2 separate regions of the Mus musculus genome follow, and region 2 is linked to region 1. Evidence: chromatin loops called from intact Hi-C (ENCODE). Cell type or tissue: heart. All regions are shown on one strand. Each heading gives the region's core, and the rest is flanking DNA. Links, peaks and the distances in the headings are about the cores only. Region 1 holds the start of Gm51670 (a long non-coding RNA gene). Region 2 holds the start of Gm35835 (a long non-coding RNA gene).

What was found. Peaks named below come from ENCODE experiments on the same cell type or tissue, not always from the same donor. Only the 100,000 strongest peaks of a DNase experiment are listed, where the experiment ranks them.
Region 2: a loop joins it to region 1, with 2.8 times the contacts of the local background. A loop is called at or near these places in 8 of 42 quality-filtered maps.

The regions. Positions count from the first base shown.
Region 1 is chr9:41,575,511-41,584,631 of GRCm38, forward strand. All of the region lies in intron 4 of Mir100hg (Mir100 Mirlet7a-2 Mir125b-1 cluster host gene), which reads left to right. It overlaps Gm51670 (a long non-coding RNA gene), which reads right to left and starts at 4,136. Exons shown (of 2, transcript XR_003948129.1): 1 at 3,683-4,136. Mir125b-1 (microRNA 125b-1) reads left to right here and starts at 6,416; the gene lies at 6,416-6,492. In heart, for the core only: a CTCF peak has its summit at 4,313; DNase peaks (open chromatin) are centred at 4,321, 5,391 and 5,881; H3K4me3 peaks cover 4,597 bases; H3K27ac peaks cover 4,419 bases.
Region 2 is chr9:41,732,403-41,741,523 of GRCm38, forward strand. Gm35835 (a long non-coding RNA gene) reads right to left here and starts at 5,047. Exons shown (of 5, transcript XR_379295.4): 1 at 4,719-5,047; 2 at 4,202-4,339. RefSeq lists an enhancer at 2,576-5,559. In heart, for the core only: no CTCF peak of the experiment used is centred there; a DNase peak (open chromatin) is centred at 3,619; H3K4me3 peaks cover 1,692 bases; H3K27ac peaks cover 2,938 bases.

The DNA.
Region 1 (9,121 bases), core at 339-8,338:
AAGAAAAGAAAAGAAAAGGAGAGGAGAGGAGAGGAGAGGAGAGGAGAGGAGAGGAGAGGAGAGGAGAGGAGAGGAGAGGAGAGGAGAGGAGAGGAGAGGAGAGGAGAGGAGAGGAGAGAAGAGAAGAGAAGAGAAGAGAAGAGAAGAGAAGAGAAGAGAAGAGAAGAGAAGAGAAGAGAAGAGAAGAGAAGAGAAGAGAAGAGAAGAAAGAGAAGAGAAAGTTAGGCAAAAGTAAGAGAGGCCAAAGAAAGCAGATAGTCGTGTCTATAATGCAAGACAATGCAGAAGAGGAGAAGGTTTTGTTTGAAAGGATCACATTTGGGGGAAGTAGGAACCAGATGTGTTGAAGATTAAGATTAGGGGGAGGCAAAACAATTCATTGGGCCTTTGAAATCTTGCCAAGAACCAAGAACCAAGACTAGTGACAGAGGGGCGAGCCAGGTAGGGCAATTAAAATGGAAATCGCCTTCCCTGCAGCATAGTGTGGAGCAGGGATACAGAATCAGCTGCAGGGGGAGGTGGGGCCAAGTCTGGCACAGTCTGTGGGTTTGAAAGAAGCTGGGCGGGTTGGAGAATACCAGCTAGCCTTTGTAGTTCTGAGCTCAGAGAGGGGGTGACAAACACTAGGCTTCGGTTCACGAGACTGGCTTGGATGGCTTTTGGAGAAGTTTCCTCTCAGTTCTCAAACACTTCACAAATATTCACTCCAATGTTAGTCTCCAATCACAGCCTCAACGTGTGTCCTGGCCAGTGAAGGAGATTTCAACTGTTTCACTGTGGGCTGAAGGATGGGGGCCAACTCTCCCCAGTTCCCTAGAAGCATCCGCTGGACAGAATACAACGTCTTTGCAGATTTCTCTTCCACTTCCCTCTTGATTGCCCCTCCCATATCTCTAGGTTAATCCCCAGGACAACATTGCTTTGAAAGAAAAAATGTGTGAGCCATCTTGAAGATTTGGACTCCAGAGGCCTCTATGTGTCCTGCCTCTGCTAGACCCAGACAACAGACTCAAGGTGATAGATGTTCACAGAGAAAGTAGTAAGTTTTTGTTAAGTTTTCCTTGTTGCTATTTTTGCTCCAGGATCAGCTCCCTAAAGCATGCATGGACTCCTTCTGTCTCTGCCTCTCTCTGTCTCTGTCTGTCTGTCTGTCTGTCTCTCTTTGTGCCTCTTTCTCTGTCTCTGTCTGTCTTTCTCTCCCTTTTTTTCCTTCCTAGTAAAAATAAATAGTATCCTTCTCACCCTAGACATGATTTATAAAAGCAATAAACTGCTTCTTTTTCATGGTTCCAATCTTGGCTTGAAGATCTCTGTGGTTGGCCTGTATGTGCCTGTCCTTAACCCAGTATTTTAAAAAGCATCTGCATCAGCTTACACAATCTATACAGATGTTCTTCTCCACGACAAATACTATATAGGTGATGTGATCATGCTAAGCTTATCCTAAGACTTGCAAAGATGTCTTCTTTGAGGGGTTTCTGTACATTTGTGCTTTCTCAAAGGGCTAGGAGACTTTAGAAGGAGGGTGTGGTTCAGCTGATTCAGACTCATCCCTGACTCTTCCTGTTGCTCCTCGCTCTCTCCACCTCCTGCCCTAACTCCTCAGATATAACCTGAGCCAGCTGTCAATTCAATACCGTTGACTTCTCTTTTCCAGCCTGTTAGACTGTTAGGCAGTCCACCACTTTTCACCATCATGTTCATTATGTTTGTGGCTTCTGCATTACCATCAGACCAAGACATAGGCTGAACAATAGCATCTACTCCTTTCAACATCTCTCAGCCAGAAATAATGTAGCCAAAGCAACAATAGTGATACTAATACTGTATTTAGAAGCTCTCTAGCTCATTTAATCTTCCGAGAGTCTTACAGTTGTTAACTAATTAATCTTCAGCACACTCCATACATTAGAGGTAAATATTCTTAACCATGACAGAAGACATGTATGTATATGCTGAGGACAGTAAAACAGTTACTTATTTATCATGGTTCGCTTGATAGAGTAACTGGTATTTTTAAAACACCCATCATAGATACAATAATTAGAGATATGCTTTTGCTAACAAAGCCACTACCCACTTCTAGCGTACCCTTGGGTACTAAATAATTACCCACTTTGTGTGCTTATCTAGCTCACTAATTACCCACAGAAATTGGGGTCAGGTGTTAACTGCTTGAAATAAGTATCCTCTGAAGACATGGCTGAGTTGTATGGAGAAAATGATGTGTTCCTTAGCCCAACTTTCACAAGTCATATATTTGTGTATCTTTGTAAGCAAAGTGAACACAGACAAGGATGAACTAGCTTAGTGTGTGGAAGTTATGCTAGACTGTTACTGTCAATCAGAGGGGTTTGGAGAATGTCATTCTGTTTGTCTGTCCTCTCCAGTTGGGTACAGTGGCCTGCTCTCAGACCCTCATATATACTAGACAACCAAGGAGCCTCCTTAGGAATGAGTCATCTTGGCATTACAGGGAGGCACCCAATGAGTCAAATCTTTTTTTTGACAGCTCCACCCTTTTTGATTATTTTAGCATGTTTCTCTCTCCTTCCCCCCTCTCTCTTTTCTTTATCAGTCTAGTACAAACACCCAGTCGGCCAAATCTGAAAAGGATTCTGACCCAGTCACCAACTCCTGGCAAACACCTTCCTCCTACCTAGTCATGACAAAAAAAAAAAGTGTTAAAGATCCTCCAACATTCTGGAACTTCTTCTCTTTTGCCCATTTGTCCACTTCCTCCTCCTTCCCCTCCTCCTCTCCCTCCTCCTCTCCCTCCCTTCTCTTCCCCTCTCTTTCCCCTTCCTCTGCTGCTTCATCTCAGGAGCTCTTCCTTCCCTTTCCTTTGGCTTCCAGCCGTGCATCTGAAGTCTCACCGTCAGAGACAAAGCACCATGAACGTCTGTGATGAGCACAAAGAAACTACCTTTTAAAACACCCACTTACAGGGAACCTGCATCTTTGGCTGCCTTTCCCCCTTTCTTGCTATTTACAGAAGCCCGTATTCTATTTTAACACAGCACTGTCTGTTGTCTGCAGGATTCTAGCCTCATTGGGAAAACTGGGTTAAGACAGCAGTAATCCCTGTGTTTATAGATAAGTAGAGACCCTAATTTTGGGAGTGGTACCAACTGTGAGGGGACACTGTACAAAAGGCAAGCGTTTAAAACCTATGACAGCAAACCCTTCGTCTCTTGGGGGGTGGCTTCTGTTTTTTCTTGTGCCCCCCTCTTTCTCTCTGCTCTTTTTCATCATCCGAAGTATTGCTTATCATTATTGAGGGACATTAGGCTGATCAATAAAGTATGCCTATAGCTGATGAATTGGGGGGGGGGGATACAAATGCTTCAGGAATCAGGAAAATGCCTGCCGCGGAAGCCAAGGGTTTGGCTGAGCGGAGGAGACTGAGTGAGTGGCTTTCCAAATCCCAGGACCATAAGTGGCAAATTAGTGCACATTGCAACCGGAGGCAACCGGCAAAACTCGGCCATTCAAAGGCAAGAGTTTTAGCATCATGGTCATTGTGTGCCTGAAGAGCGTCTATGTATCTTAAATATAGACTTGAGTTGTTGCTCTTTTATGCTTTCACACACAAATTTCAAAGAAATGTTTGGGGTGTTGTTGACTATCTGCCCATTTAAAAAAAAAAAGAAGAACAGGAGAATTTCACAAGCAGCCTCACCTGTGCTCATCCGCACTCGTGTGTGGATGCCAAACAATTGGCCAAAGAACCACACTGCACCAGAGGTCTCACTTCTTCACATTCACCATCTTGAACGTGCTCCAACCCCCCACTTAGAAAATGGGCTACCTGAACTGTTGATCTAGCAAAAGAATATATATTCATGTACATATATAATATATAATGTATATATTACAATGTCTAGTTTCCCCTGACCTGATGGTGTATTTTTGATCTCATTAGTAGTCAGGGAGATGTCTCCGTGCATCCGGTGCTGCTAGTCCGGGAGGAGACATGCTACAACACAGAGAGAGCAAGCTCGAGAGAATTTTCGAAGAGGCTTGTCTTCAAGATATGGAAGGAAGTGAGAGATGACAGCCTGCAAGCTTTGTATGCCAGTGCCTGGCAGGGCAGGGGGGGGGGGAGATGCGAGGGAAGCCAAGTGGATTCTCAGAAAAAGGGGGGAAGCCATCAAAGAGCTAAAGGTGATTAGAGGGGGATATCGATTCCTTACTCTGCCAGAGGTTTAAGCAGGCATGAGAGGAATCTGTACCATGGCTGGCAGAAAGAGACCCATTGCCTCTTGTAACCAGACACTGGGGCTTTCCAGGAGCCCAGGGAGAGAGCCGAGAAGAAAGGGGGCAGTGTGGTCTAGGAAAATTCAACTTGTCGCTGATTTGTGCCTGATGCTTGCTGTCCGTCAGCAGCCTCCCTTACAAGCCTTTTTTCCTCTCTCTCCTTTTTTTCTCCCCTTGCCTTCTTCTTCAGTGAAGCCTAGGGGAGCCAGTAAAGATTAAATGTGCTTTCTCAAAGGCAGCCACTTCATGCTGCTATGTCGAAAGGGCTATTATTATTATTAATATGAGAGAGAGAGAGGGAGAGAGAGAGGGAGAGAGAGAGACTAGGTATGGTGATGACGGTCTGGCTTTTCGGAGAGCAAAAGGGAGAGAAAAAAGGAGAGACCATGAGCTGAACCAAGGACTGTGTATGAGCTGAACCTACAGAGGTGAGGAAAAAAAGAAAAGTTTTGTATGTGTCTGTGGTGTGTGTCTGTCTGTGTGTGTGTGTGTGTGTGTGTGTGTGTGTGTGTGTGTGTGTGTGTGTTGGGGAGGTGTTCTAAACAGACCATGTAGTGAAGGAAAAGACACGGTTTAGCGGGCTGGCTGGCTGGCATGATTGTAGTTCTTCTGGTGAGGAGGGGGTGAGCCTGGAGCTCTTAACTGTTTCTAGTTGTATATGAAAGCATATTTAAAATAGTTAGCTATTTTCCTTTTCTTTTTATTTATTATTATTAATTTTTTTTTATTCTGAGTCTAAGGGCCCCCTCCAGTGTCTTCCTTACAGCGGTGCTTTGTTATTCTGTGTGCCCAGCCAGCCATCTACTTTGCTCAGGCCTGGGATAAAAGAAAGAAAGGAGGGGTGAGGGGAAAGAAAAATTTTTAAAGAGGCATCTTCCCATAGGCTTCCCCTCCCTTTCGTGGTGTTTTTTTTTTTTTTTTTTTTTTTTTTTTTTTTTTGAGTCTGCACAGGAAAGCGCCGCTTCCAGGCAGAGGAGGTTCGAGAAAGCGACTCTATCAGGTACAGCACTAGTAGCTGTCTGTGAAGATGGAGGGGGATTACGCCTCGGATTCTTCTGAAATATTGGCCAAAGGCTTCAAAGGATCCGCAGCGGGAGGCGAGGGTGGGGGAGCATCTCCCCAGCTCGCACCCACCCCTTCCCACTTTGCGTCTACCAAATGACAGGCTGGTGCTCGCTCTGGGTGATTTTGGCCTTGGCCTCAGCCAAGCAGCTGATGCAGAGGAGGGCCAGCTTTGCAAGACTGACAGAACTCTGAATGCTAGAGAAAGAAGAAGAAAAAGAAAAAGAATTTTTTTTTTCCGAGCAGTCCTTGGGAGATTTTCTCGTTCTCTCTCGATTTATTTATTTATTTCTATTTTTTTTAACCGACTATTTTCCAAATTCGATCAGCCCCAGCCCCTCCCTCCACTCCCACCCAACAGCCTTCCCCCCACCCCCCACCCCCGGTCAAAGCATAAACCACAGAGTTACGGTCTTCTTTGGATTTTGGAGTATCGCTTCCTGCCCCCGCCTTCCCTCCCCGCCCCATTCTCTGTCCTATTGAACACCTCGCCCAGCCTAGAGCTCACATTCTCCCCCTGCTCCCGATGGCGCTCCTGGAAGCTCTGCAACTATGCTCCACTTCAAATGGGTGAGTTTAAAAAACCTATCTTACCTCCGATTCCTGCTTCCTGCTTCCCGCAAACCCCATCTCTTAGGATTGTTGCATGAGGCACGCTTGCCCTGGGGGAAGGCAGATGCATATTTTCCTCTCCGCAGTCAATCGTGCTAGTTAACAAATGAACGGTTTGAAGAGATGTTTAATTCCAATTGTAGATCGCTTCTTTTCTTTCCAAATAGAACTGGACATTTCTGAGCTTATTCATATTATTTTCCAATTTGGTAAATGATTTTACCCAAAGCTACAAAGTTTCCTTTGATACAACAGACATTTATATGTTCAGGTATATATGTGTGTGTTGCATATACAGGGCTGTATGGAGACAGAAATGAATCTAAATTTTGTGAAGGGGAGAGGTGTAGGGAGCCAGGATGTAGTCACACTGGACCACCTGTTTGCTGCATTTTACTCACGAGTCTGCAACCGAAATTGCCTGTCATTTTTATTTTATTTTTGCTTTGTTTTGTCTCAAGAAAGAATGAAGGAATCGTGTTGCGCTCCCCTCAGTCCCTGAGACCCTAACTTGTGATGTTTACCGTTTAAATCCACGGGTTAGGCTCTTGGGAGCTGCGGGTCGTGCCTTTGCATCGCTGAAGGAACTTTTTGTCTTTTAAGGAAGAGAGAGACAGAGAGACAGAGAGACACAGAGAGAGAGAGAGAGAGAGAGAGAGAGAGAGAGAGAGAGAGAGAGAGAGAGAGAGAGAGAGAGAGAGAGAGAAAAGTTTGTCAGAAGTGATGGTAATACACCCTTGAGGCTTCCATTGTTAGATGGGATCAGGTGACCCGAGTGGCAGCTCCTGGCTTCTGTAAAAGTAGGCATAGTATGTTAGCATCCTGTGTTGGCTGCTATGGACGCCTGTGTATATATATGGCTGATACCGAGGCTGGCGGATCTATTCCTTGAGAGCAACACACAGTACTATCGGAGCGTAATACCAACAGCTCAGTACCTGGTGCTTGGCCTCAGAACATCTCAGCTGAAGTCCCAGCATGCCCCATGCCTCCAACTTTTAAGCTCAACAGTTAATCTCAAAATTGTGCCCAATTAAAATGGGCATGGGAATGTATTCTATCTGCATTGTCTACGTGTGTTCTGTTACCAGACAGAGGTTTCACTGACGGAGGTATTCATACACCTCTAGTCTGGACGAAATGAAGAGGTTAAATATTCAACTCTTGTATTCAATACAAAGGAAGGGAATTAAGAGATCAGGCAAGATAAAATACGTGTTACTTTGAAAGATTTTGTGAGAACAAAAATGGAAGAAAGAATTCTCCCTCCTTGGTTTGGTACTCTAAAAATGTTATACATGATGGACTTTAAAGTAAAGAACGATAGATATGGATTTTCTAAATATTATGGAGTGAAAGAAATAGCTGGGTGAATTTGGTATTGTTGCATTCTTTGTGGGGGGTCAATCAATGCTCATGGCTCTCTTTTAGAAATTAGAAAGATGGCTATCAAGGATGTTAATTCTACCTGACAAAGTTATTGGTAATATCAAACCCCATTTCAAAATAATCCCCTCTCGAGGCGATTGTGAGCATTTCCTACTTTGTAGTTTTCTGAGATTGTAACTTTCCATGGCAGGGGGAGTCCCACACCTCAGTTCCACCTCACACTGGGAGAGAAGGACGAGGTGCTTTACCTTGTCTTTGTTATAGAAAATTCTGGGTGTGTGGTTTCCTTTAAACCGTTTTACTCTCCTCAGCCCAACCTTTCTCTTCATTTTTGGAAAAAATACCTAAATCAACCCAGACCCCCAATGCTTTCTTCTTGGAAAGATTTTGGAATAGCCTCATTGTGCACACGGAGTGGAAGGTGAAGGAAACTGTTTGCGATTTCTTTTTTTTTTTTTAAGCATTTATCGCAATTTGACTCATTTTAATCCAAACTGCAGTCAAGAAAGCATTTTGTATCAGAACGCTGAACTGAGAAGTGTGTAACAACTGTGCTGTGTCTTTTGTTGAAACCTCCTGTGCGGCTGTAATTTAACTATTACTTGGCAGCATTTGGTGGAATGTGCTTCAAAGCTTACAGTTCTGTAAGTGATTGCCCGTGAGTTTATATAAAATAATTAACGATTCCCCACCCCATTTCAGCCAATGCGTATGTATAGCTATGTAGAAATTATGGCAGTACAACAGTTTAACTCATGGGCAATATATATACTCACATCATACATGCAAAAGACCGGCAGACATTTGGTGCTTTTGAAGGCAAGATATGTACGCAGCCTATCTGATAGAAAACGGGTGCATGATCAATAAAGCTATGATAGCTGTAATTTCTCTGTGATTTCAAATGATCGGAAGACATAACTAATAGCAAATGTTTCGGTTTGTACTCTGGGGCACTTCTCTTTTCCCCAGGCTTTCTAGTGGATTCCTCCCACTCTCAGACTAAAGCAGGGTGCTCAGGCATTCAGCAGGGCGTGTGACACACAGGTTTTTATATTTTAGCAGGCAACTGCTTCATTGCAAGGGCAGGTTTCTCAACAGCCCCTCTTCCTCATGGAGCCCATCAGTGAAGTTCAGTGAAATGAATAACATAATTGGTGGTTGGTTCAATCACTACCAGTCTAGACTAGCCCAGACGCATCAATTAGTGGGGACTGTCTTTTTAGAGGGAGAGTGTAACCGAAACAAGCAGGCTATTATTGATACTGATCTTTAAAAGCGCAAATCCAGCCTGGCAGATAAAAAAAAAAAATAAGGCTGGGAGCTGCAGTGGGGGTGCACTGGGGGAAGAAAAGAGACAGGGAACTGGAGCTCAGGGCGCAGGAGGACAGGAAGCTGGAGAGAAAGGGGGGGATAATGAGTGGAACGCTCTCCTGTGCCTCCTAGGAGCACAGTTAGAATTCAGTTCACAGGGCTCAGTGGCTCACCATTTTTTACCTAGCTGAAACACACAGACACAGACACACACACAAAACCACCTCCTTTTTAAAAAGTCTTGCTTTTTTTTTTTTTTTTTTTTGGTCTGTTCAAAATCAATGCAGTTGAAATTTAACAGCTTAAGCAAGCCCACTGATAACAAGAGGAACCAGCTGAAACCCGTTTTGCAATATCTTGCCCCTCAAAGAAAAATACAGAAAATGCTTAATTTTCAAATCTCTAATTGCTCGCTTCCTTCCTTCCTTCCTTCCTTCCTTCTTTCCTTCCTTTCTACCTTCTTTTTTCTTTCTTTCTTTCTTTC
Region 2 (9,121 bases), core at 418-8,417, 160 kb after region 1:
GATAAGGACCAACAATAATTTGCAATTTGGTTGTGCTTATCGTTAATAAAAGGAGTACAAGGTTTGATTCATTCTTAAGACACAGAAACTTAGAATGAGGGTGTGATGGAACCAAAAGGAACACTGAAGTAAATATGATTCTCTTTAGCTGTAAAGGCCAACATTTGCCTCTCAGTTCGAAGAACAAGTTCACACACTTCAGCATGCTGCATTGCATCTCCAGGATCTGGCCATGCCCATGTGCCCTCAAGAATAGCATTTTCTTCTCTTCACTATTATGATAGGTATGCCTTTCTGATGAGGGCTTAGCGAGCATCAGAAACCCAGAAGATGAACAATGAATCCTGAAAAAACGAGCAAACTGAACTCTACACTAAAGCTGCACACAAGCTCAGAGGGCAAAACCAAGAGCAGCGGAACTTGAGGTTTCAGTAAAATGCAAAGAACTTGTTGTTCTGGTTGGTTTTCATCAACTCTGGAAGGCCTGGACTCACCTAGAGAAGGGAAACTTCAGTTGAAGAACTATCTCAATAAGATTGACCTGGGGGCAATGTCTGTGAGAGATTGTTTTGATTGATGATTGCTATGAGGGAGCCAGCCCAGTATGGGCGGCATCATTCTCTAGGTGGGTGGGTCTATGCTAGTTAATAAAGTTCACTGAGCAGGGAACAAAAAGCAAGCCTATAAACAGCTTTTATCTTTGTTTTCTGTTTTCTGCTTGACTTTCTTCCATTGTGGACTGTGAAGTATAAGCTAAAATTAACTCTTTCCTTTCCTAAGTTGCTTTGGGTCATGGTGTTTAGCACAGTAAAACATAAAGATAAAACATAAAGAGCATTCAAGGTGTCTTTTTCTGCTGCATGGAACTATAAGCTCCTTCCTGGAAGTCTGTTTATAAGCTGTGATCATGAAATAATGCGCTCCAGTCTCCCCCTTACAGATGTACCAGGAATGATAGCTCTTTCTATGCACTCTCTTTTTAGGAAATCATAGGCATATTCTAAAATGGCTACATTTGCTCAATAAGGCTTTCTTGGAACTGAGGTCAGGTTCAGTTTACAAAAAGCAAATCTAATTTGTATTTCTGAAAAATCGTTCTCCCAATTTGATTGCCCACCAGATTCATAAGACATAGATAGCTTCTGGACAGCTTTTAGTAGCTCCCACTGAGAAATCCATCCTCCAAGGATGGAAATGTGATGTAATTAAAGATGTTTAAGACACAGTACCAAGAGTACTGGTGTGTGTGTGTGTGTGTGTGTGTGTGTGTGTGTACCTCAAGTGTCATTTTATAAGCACTACAAACCTTGTTTGTTGAGATAGGATCTCTTACTGGCCTGAGGTTCCCTTATCAGGTGATGCTGGCTAGCTAACAATTCTCAGGGATTCACCTATCTCTGTCTTCCCAGCGTGGGAATTACAATTGTGTGCCATCATACCTGGCTTTCTCATATGGGTTCTGGGCATTGAACTTGTGAATTCTTGCTTACAAGGTAGGCCTTACCAACGGAGCTATCTCCCCAGCTTCCCAGTCATCATTCTAAAGAATAGTTTCAAAGATGCTTTGAGGTTTTTTTTTTTCAGGATCTTGAGTATAGTGTAAATCTATTAGGAAGATAGTAGTGAGAACAATAGCGTGCTTTAGAACGCTTCATTCTCACAGGCTACTTAACAGTAATGAGCAGGTACTATGAACACTAAGGAGTCTGTTAGGCAATGTTCACCTGTGTGTGTCCCTATTGAGTGCTTCTAAGAGCCTCATGTAAATAACATGAGCAGTAATAATTGACCTTTAATGAGTGGCTCCTACCAGTCAGGTACTCTGCCACGGGTTATTTTATTAAAATCTGTATTTCACAAACAACAACAACAAATTTAGAAAAGCTAAGAACCTTGCTAACTCCACAGTGATATTAAGAGAAGTGAGATTCATGAACACGTCTATCTGATTTGTTCTTAATTACTTGGCTTTAGGTGCTGTGGTATAAGCTACAGGCCCTAAACCACTGTGATATGATCTCCTAGTTTTTAAAAAGATCTATCATTTTTTTAATTATGTGTAGGTGTGTGTGTGTGTGTGTGTGTGTGTGTGTGTGTGTGTGTGTGTATACATGTGGGTATGTGAACATTCATGGGGGTGTCCTCTGAGGACAGGGACTATTGGATCTTCTGGGTAGGGCTGTAATTATAGGCAGTTATGAGCTGCTTGTAGGAATCAAATCTATACATACACACACACACACACACACACACACACACATATATATGTGTGTGTGTGTATATATATATGGGCATGCAAATATGTACATATGATGTATATGTGTGTGTATATATATACATATATATATATATATATACACACATATATATATATACACATATATATATATAGTAGGTCCCAACTCATATTTCCTTTCAATAAGAATATTGTCTAGTTCCATGCTCAATAACACAGCTTGTAAGCTATATTGGTGACAGTGACCCAACCAGGACAAAGGACAGTACCAGTCAGAAATATAGGACAAAGTTACTCAAGGCAGATCAGTTCCTCCACCTTCCCCCACCCAAAAGCCAGGTTCACGGGTGCGAGTCATAGGTGTCAGTAGAGGAATTATCTATCTGGTAGGCACCAGCCCAGGTGCAGTGTGAGGCTTTGGGACTTGCTTGCTGGCTGTTCTTTAGTCCCAGGTAATCCCCTGCAGCGGTGGCAGGCCTCAGTCACTCCACCCTAACATCCTGAATGGGCACATCCGTCTCTATTCATCCTTCAGCCTCCCCATCACCCTCTCTCCCATGCATATTTATAAAGACCTCAAGAATCCTAGGATCCCATAAAAATGCAAAGTACAATTATTATTAATGATGATACAGTTAGCAAGGAAGACATTTGTTATTTCTACTCAATTGCTTTCCCCCGGGAGCAGAAGCCTTTTTTTTTTTTTTTTTTTTTTTTTTTTTTTTGACGAGGTGTTAATGTGCAGTCAGGGCTACTTTGATTCTCAGTCATTCTCCAGGAGAAAGTTGGATCGCAGACTAGGGCGGTGCCCTCCTCTTCCCTCTCTGCAGTAAGGCACTGGCTGAGCCCTGGTTGCTAGTGTAGATGAAACTGTGGATCTTTATTTGATTTCTGGTCTCAAGAAACACTGTCTTCGGATCAAGGCGACTAGAGTTCCTTTCTCGTCGAGGTAGTAGTCACTAGTCTGTGCAGGCAGCCCGGGCTCATAGATCTAGTTCTAGTTCCCCACTTATCCACCTGGAACTAAGTGATTTTTTTTTTCAAGGCGAAGAGAGAACACACATTTCCTTATGTAAGCAGTCCTGTTCTAATCACCATTGTTTCTCAGACTAGCGGCTGGCTGAGACTGGGAGCCCGTTTCCATTCATCGTTCGCAGCCTTCCATTGTAATTTCAGAGGAGTTTAAAGAAAAATACTGAACCAGTCTGGGATTTCCCTGTAATGACCTACTTCCTCTAACACACACCAGAACCGATTCAAATGTGAATTTCCACGAGGAAAGGGCTCCTCGAAAAATCTCCATTATCCTGTGTCCTTCAGAAAGTACCTTGCCTTTCTTTGGGCTCCCATCCCCCGCTCCCACCCTCCCTCCAGCCCCGCACCCTGCCTTTCCCTCCTTCTTAAGAAGACTTTCCCAGGTCCCTCTTGGCTGTGGTTGAACGACGTTGGCTGCAGTCCATGCCGCAACAAAGCCCTGGCATTCCAGCTGTCTGCGTCTAATCTCCAGTGTCAGCTCTCGTTAATGTGTGAGCGTGAAATCAGAGGGGGCAGAGCTGCACGGAATATTAAAACCATGATCAGAATTCCACTGAGATGCTGAGAGGCTGCGAGCACCATTAGAGGAGGCTGTCAAATCACGGCTTCGCATTAAATAAAAGATTTCTATCGAAGCAAAGTACAATCAGTGAATCGCTGAGCTAAATTAGCATTTTTTCAATTGGAGATCGAAGGTGATTTATTGTTCTACACGACATTAATGTAACTATGTGCTTGACCCGCTAAGGCAGCTAATTTTTCATTTAAATGGTTTCTTTCCTTCCCGGCGCAAAGGCTGCAATCATATTTCAGCTTTGCCGAGCGATCAGAAAAGTCCTGGAATGCTGCAGAAATGCTGTCCCTCCCCTCTCCTTCCTTCTCTTTTTCCAGCTCCAGAGCCTTCCTCCTCCCCTCCCCTTCCCTACTAACCTCATGGCTGGTGGTCAAGGTCACAGAGGAAGAGTAATCTCAAAGCCACCGACTTCAAAGCCTCCATCAAAGAAGCCCCCACGTAGCCATTGAATTAAAAGGGAGTGGGGGAGGGTGGGGTCCAGGCACTGGCCATTCCTATCAACAAGAAAAGACCCTTTAACTGCCCTGCTGGTAGGACCCAATCCGGGGCATCCTGGGTCCAGTCTCTCTGGCAGCCCTCTTACTGTGCCTCCCCCTCACATCCTCCCGAGCCCCCTCCCCGGCACACACATCGCCTCAAGATAATATACATTTCCAATTAGCAGAGCACATTCTAGCCATGTTCTCTTTGACTGCCCTAACTATCTTCCTTTTTGCTAAAAAGCAAAGCTGTCATTAATGCAATCCTGCAGCTCCATTAATCCGAGGTACAATGCGGCTTTTCTCTCTCGGGCTCCCCTGAACATAAAAACTACAGTTACTCAAGCACCCCTCTTCTATTTAGATTCCTCGCCCATTGTCATTCATTACATACCTGATGTAACACAGTAGCCATCGAAGCTCTTGAACACAGAGCAGGAGCATGAGATTCCATTCATTTCCCAACGCCCTTGCTTTCAAAAGGCAGCTGGTATTTTTGTTGTGGTTGTTTTTAAGCACATGGATTTTAATCTCTGGGAATTAATGGATATATTTTAGGGTACGCTGGGGCCCCTCACATGTGATCAACTTGTTGGATTTAGAACAAGATGGGCGTCCTAGCTGAACCCCGGTAAATTACATTTTCACTTTTCTCTGAATTGCTTCTTATGGAATTAGTTCATTGTGTTCCACATTAAGAAGAAGGGGAGGAGCCGGCAAGGGGTGGTGGGCAGTGGAGCTGACATCTGCCATGCTTTACGGATGTAGATGTGATTTCTAAAACTAAACAGACATTGTACCAGTAGCTAGTCTACATGTTTCCATTGTTTTCTTCCTATCCCAACGTCAACTTAGTGAGATTACAGATTGAACTATGTAGAGGAGGCATTAAAGTACCACCTATCCTTAGGATATGAGGACGACAAGGACAGTCCCTGTTCCAGGGCTGACTATAGACAGATGAAGGAAGAGTGCCCTGCCTCCATCCAACCCCCACACAGCCTCAAAACAAAAGTGATGAAGTTCCTTCAAGGGTCAGTGAATTGGGAGAAAACTTCCCTCCCACCTTTATCACAACGGGACCTAATTGGCACACACACACACCACCCTCACCGCCCACCTCCCGCCCTAGTCAACCAAAAGGCCTTGGAGTGATGGGTCAGGGGACTGACCTTTGTTCTGACTCAGTGAAAGGGCCTCTTACTAGGCCAAAGGTGGGGGTGAGGGTGAGTAATTGGAAACACGTACTTGCCACCATTGTGTCAAAGTTGCTCGTTCATGTCTGTCTGCCTTTTTCTAAAAACTAGAAAGCAATTCCGTCTCTCTCCCATATTGACCATCACTAAAATTCAACAACTCTAAACAAGAGACATAGATTCCATCACTCAAAAACAGAGAATTTGGTCACCAAATACCTCCTGGTACTGGCCTTCGCTGGCCCATTCCCTTTTGGTTGATTTCCATAGGACTTCTATACCAACAGGATATATCTGTCCAGACCACTTCTATCCCAGGTCACTCATTCATAAGCCAAGAGATAGCACAGTATGCCTCGATTCCTCTACTTCCCATTTGCAGGAGAATTCCACTCCCCACCAAATCAAAGGACAGGAGTCAAGGTTTAATTCTTCTATGCCCTCTCTAAGCATAAGTTGTCCTCATATGGCGATGTCTTCTGGAATATAATTCTATTCTTTTTGAACGTGGGACCTTCAGGATGTCTTTGGTCACTCCTGGTACACAGAATAGAACTTCAGTATAGGGAAACACAGACGATCAATAGGCCTACATGGTCTGTCACATGCTGAGCCTTAGCAAGCAACATGAACCTAAAAGATTGGCAAAGGCTAGACTTGAGGCTGGGGGAGACAGGCTTTGAGGGTAGAAAACTCAAGAATAGGAAACTGTCTGGTAGCAGAGCAGACTCTGTAAAGGGTAGCCAGACTGTGAGACTGAGTCACAATGGTTGGCAGGTACGGTTCAAAATATGCTTAACATACAAAGGCATGATCCAGTGGACTTTTGGAAAGCAGGTAGAGCAATGGATGAATGGAATCATAAGACCATTCCATTCTCCTCAAAAGCTCAACTCACAGGGTCTTCTCTAGAGAAAGAAGTACTGTAATGAGTGACATAGTCTTTCACCAGGTGGGCACAGAGAACAGACTCAGTCCTCAGGCACAATGAGACCACTCCCAGAATAGATGTACAGAAGGCTCAAGAGACAAACTCAAAAGACTACCCTGGTCTTAGAAGCAGTTCTCAGGTTCCTCACCCTACAAAAGATTACAAGTATGATGCCATAGAGCAACCGCACAGATTGCATCTAGATTTAGATGCCAGTGTGTTTATGTGAGTGAGCTCATGTATTTGTCATAAATTACACTCATTTCTCAGTGCTCAGCATACAGATGCCACATAAACCCCCTTGTTAGGCACCAATTTGGAGGCTCAGGAATGATCCAGCTCTATCTGATTTCAGGTTCAATGATGTTGAAGGTTTTGTTTTGTTGTTGTTGTGTTTTCATAAAACATTTCTGAAGACTGCTATGTATGATACTAGAAATTCCATATGTGATTCATTCAATCCCACCCCATGAAACTCAATAAATTACTGTGGCAAGACTGTGAGCTAGGGGTCTATGATTATGCTCCTCCGTAAATTATGAATATTGATGGTGGCAGAAATACTGAAACTAGAGTTCCAAGGACTACTTCCAAATGACTCACTCTTCCAAAACACTTTGAGCATTTGAAATATCCACTCCCAGAGGTGGCATTTTGTAAAACTGGGGCTTAAGACATTCAGAGTATAAAGCTAGTTAGAAAGTGCCATTGAGAGTACAAAACCACGGTAGATGGAAATGATTTTATTTGGAGAATATTAGCTAATAACTGGACTTTCTTGAGCATGTATCAAGTGCCCTACAGTGTTCCAAATATGAAAGTGCATGCATTAATATGTTCTGATCCTTATACTGATCTAATAAACTACATTCTATCTTCTCCATTGTAAAGATAGAGAAACAGGGCACAAAGGTGTTAACTACCCCCCAGGGTAGTACATTCAAGTGCTACTGATAGTGCCAGGATTTGAACCCAACCAAATTTGAACTTGCAATTTCACATTCTGGCACCATGGTACCAAGAACACAGCATGGCTCTCTGTTACTATCAGAATGCCTTGTAGATGTTCCAAGAAGGCAAATTCGAGTTCTATAGCCATGCTTAAGCCAAAAGGCTTGGAATGCAAGAAGTTTAGTCACAAGGCTAACTTTTGTAAGGTTTGTCCATCCTTGTACTTTGACTGCAGGACAAGCTTTGTCAAACTGAGAATGGTCAAGGCAGAAGAAATAAGCTGGCCACAGACACTTTTAACATCTACTAACTAGGTCACTTCTGAGAAGAAGTAGCCTACCATTGGATCACTGGACTGGAGAAAGAACAAATGAGTTCCACTATAGGGAGATATCCTGAAAATAAGGAAAGAAATAGCCTTGGTCCTTAACATGCAGGGAAGGTATTCATGGGCATAAAGTAGGGGGAAGAACCCTAGAACTGAGAGGGGGGAATGGGTGGAAGCAGAGAAGCTACAACTCCTCGTGTATCATCACTCAATCTTCTGTGCTGCCTTCTAAATATCCCTGCGTCTTCTTGGATCACAGTAGGTACTCAACACACATACTGAACAAATTGAATGGATGATGCTCCCCATGAGCACACACATGAACGAAGCTGAAATGTGTGTAATACTGAATAATAATAACTCCAACACACTGAAGGTGACCTAGAAAAGCATGCTGGAGAATGGCTTTAGCCAGGAGCCAATCTGGTTTCTGGTGGCCCCTGTCTTCAGTCTCTCGCCATGCCATGGCATTGTCACGACGTGTGAGAGATTTGTTTAGAGTGGGGGAAGCATATTTTTGTTTGCATTTGCTTAGCACATTGCTGTCGCACATTTTGCTCTGAGATGTAAAGTCATCTGCACGCACCGGTTGTGCAGTTAGAACAAAGTCAAAACAAGCGTCAGGCGGGTTGTCAGCCACATGGCCTAGGCAGATTGTCATGCTCCTTTGCCCATGACTGCTGCTGTCTCCTGTATTCCACATTGACTCTCCTCCTTGCCCCTGAAACACCAAACCTACACATAGACCTTGACATTCCTGGGGTTTCTTACTGATTTAACTTTGTAGAAGACAACAGTTATATAAAACACAGACCTAGTCCACCAGATTAGTGATGGCTCACATGGTGAACCATCATTACATAAGCCTAAACTGCAAGCCATTTTGTGTCAATAACCCTCTCACCCTGTATCACAGCGTCTTCTGAAAACAAAAACTAATTGAGCAGTGAACACAAGCCAAATATTATTTTCTTTCTCTTAACCATCTACAAACACCTTCATTTATTCAGATCCATTTCCATTCCAAGTTACAAGGGAAGCCCCACACCTAGGGATCAACAGCAAGATTATTAGTGTTGCAAAGTACACAAGCTCTTGCCACCCGTATGGCAGATTGGATACTCAAATTGAAGCCTAATAGTTCCAAATTATTTGCTCATTTCCCTCTTTCTCAGAGCCGACTCTAGCGGCAGCACAAGTCCAAGTTAATGTCCTAATGTTTCACAATGTATCTGTGGTTCATCAGTAGGATCACAGTAAAAATCAGTGTTCTCCATCACTCAATAGATCTCTAGGCAGTGCCCACCTTGGGTCAGAAGCTACACCAGAGTTTAAGATGTAGTACACTCCAAAGCAGGCTTAGTTTACATCCTCACAGGACTTTAAGTCTA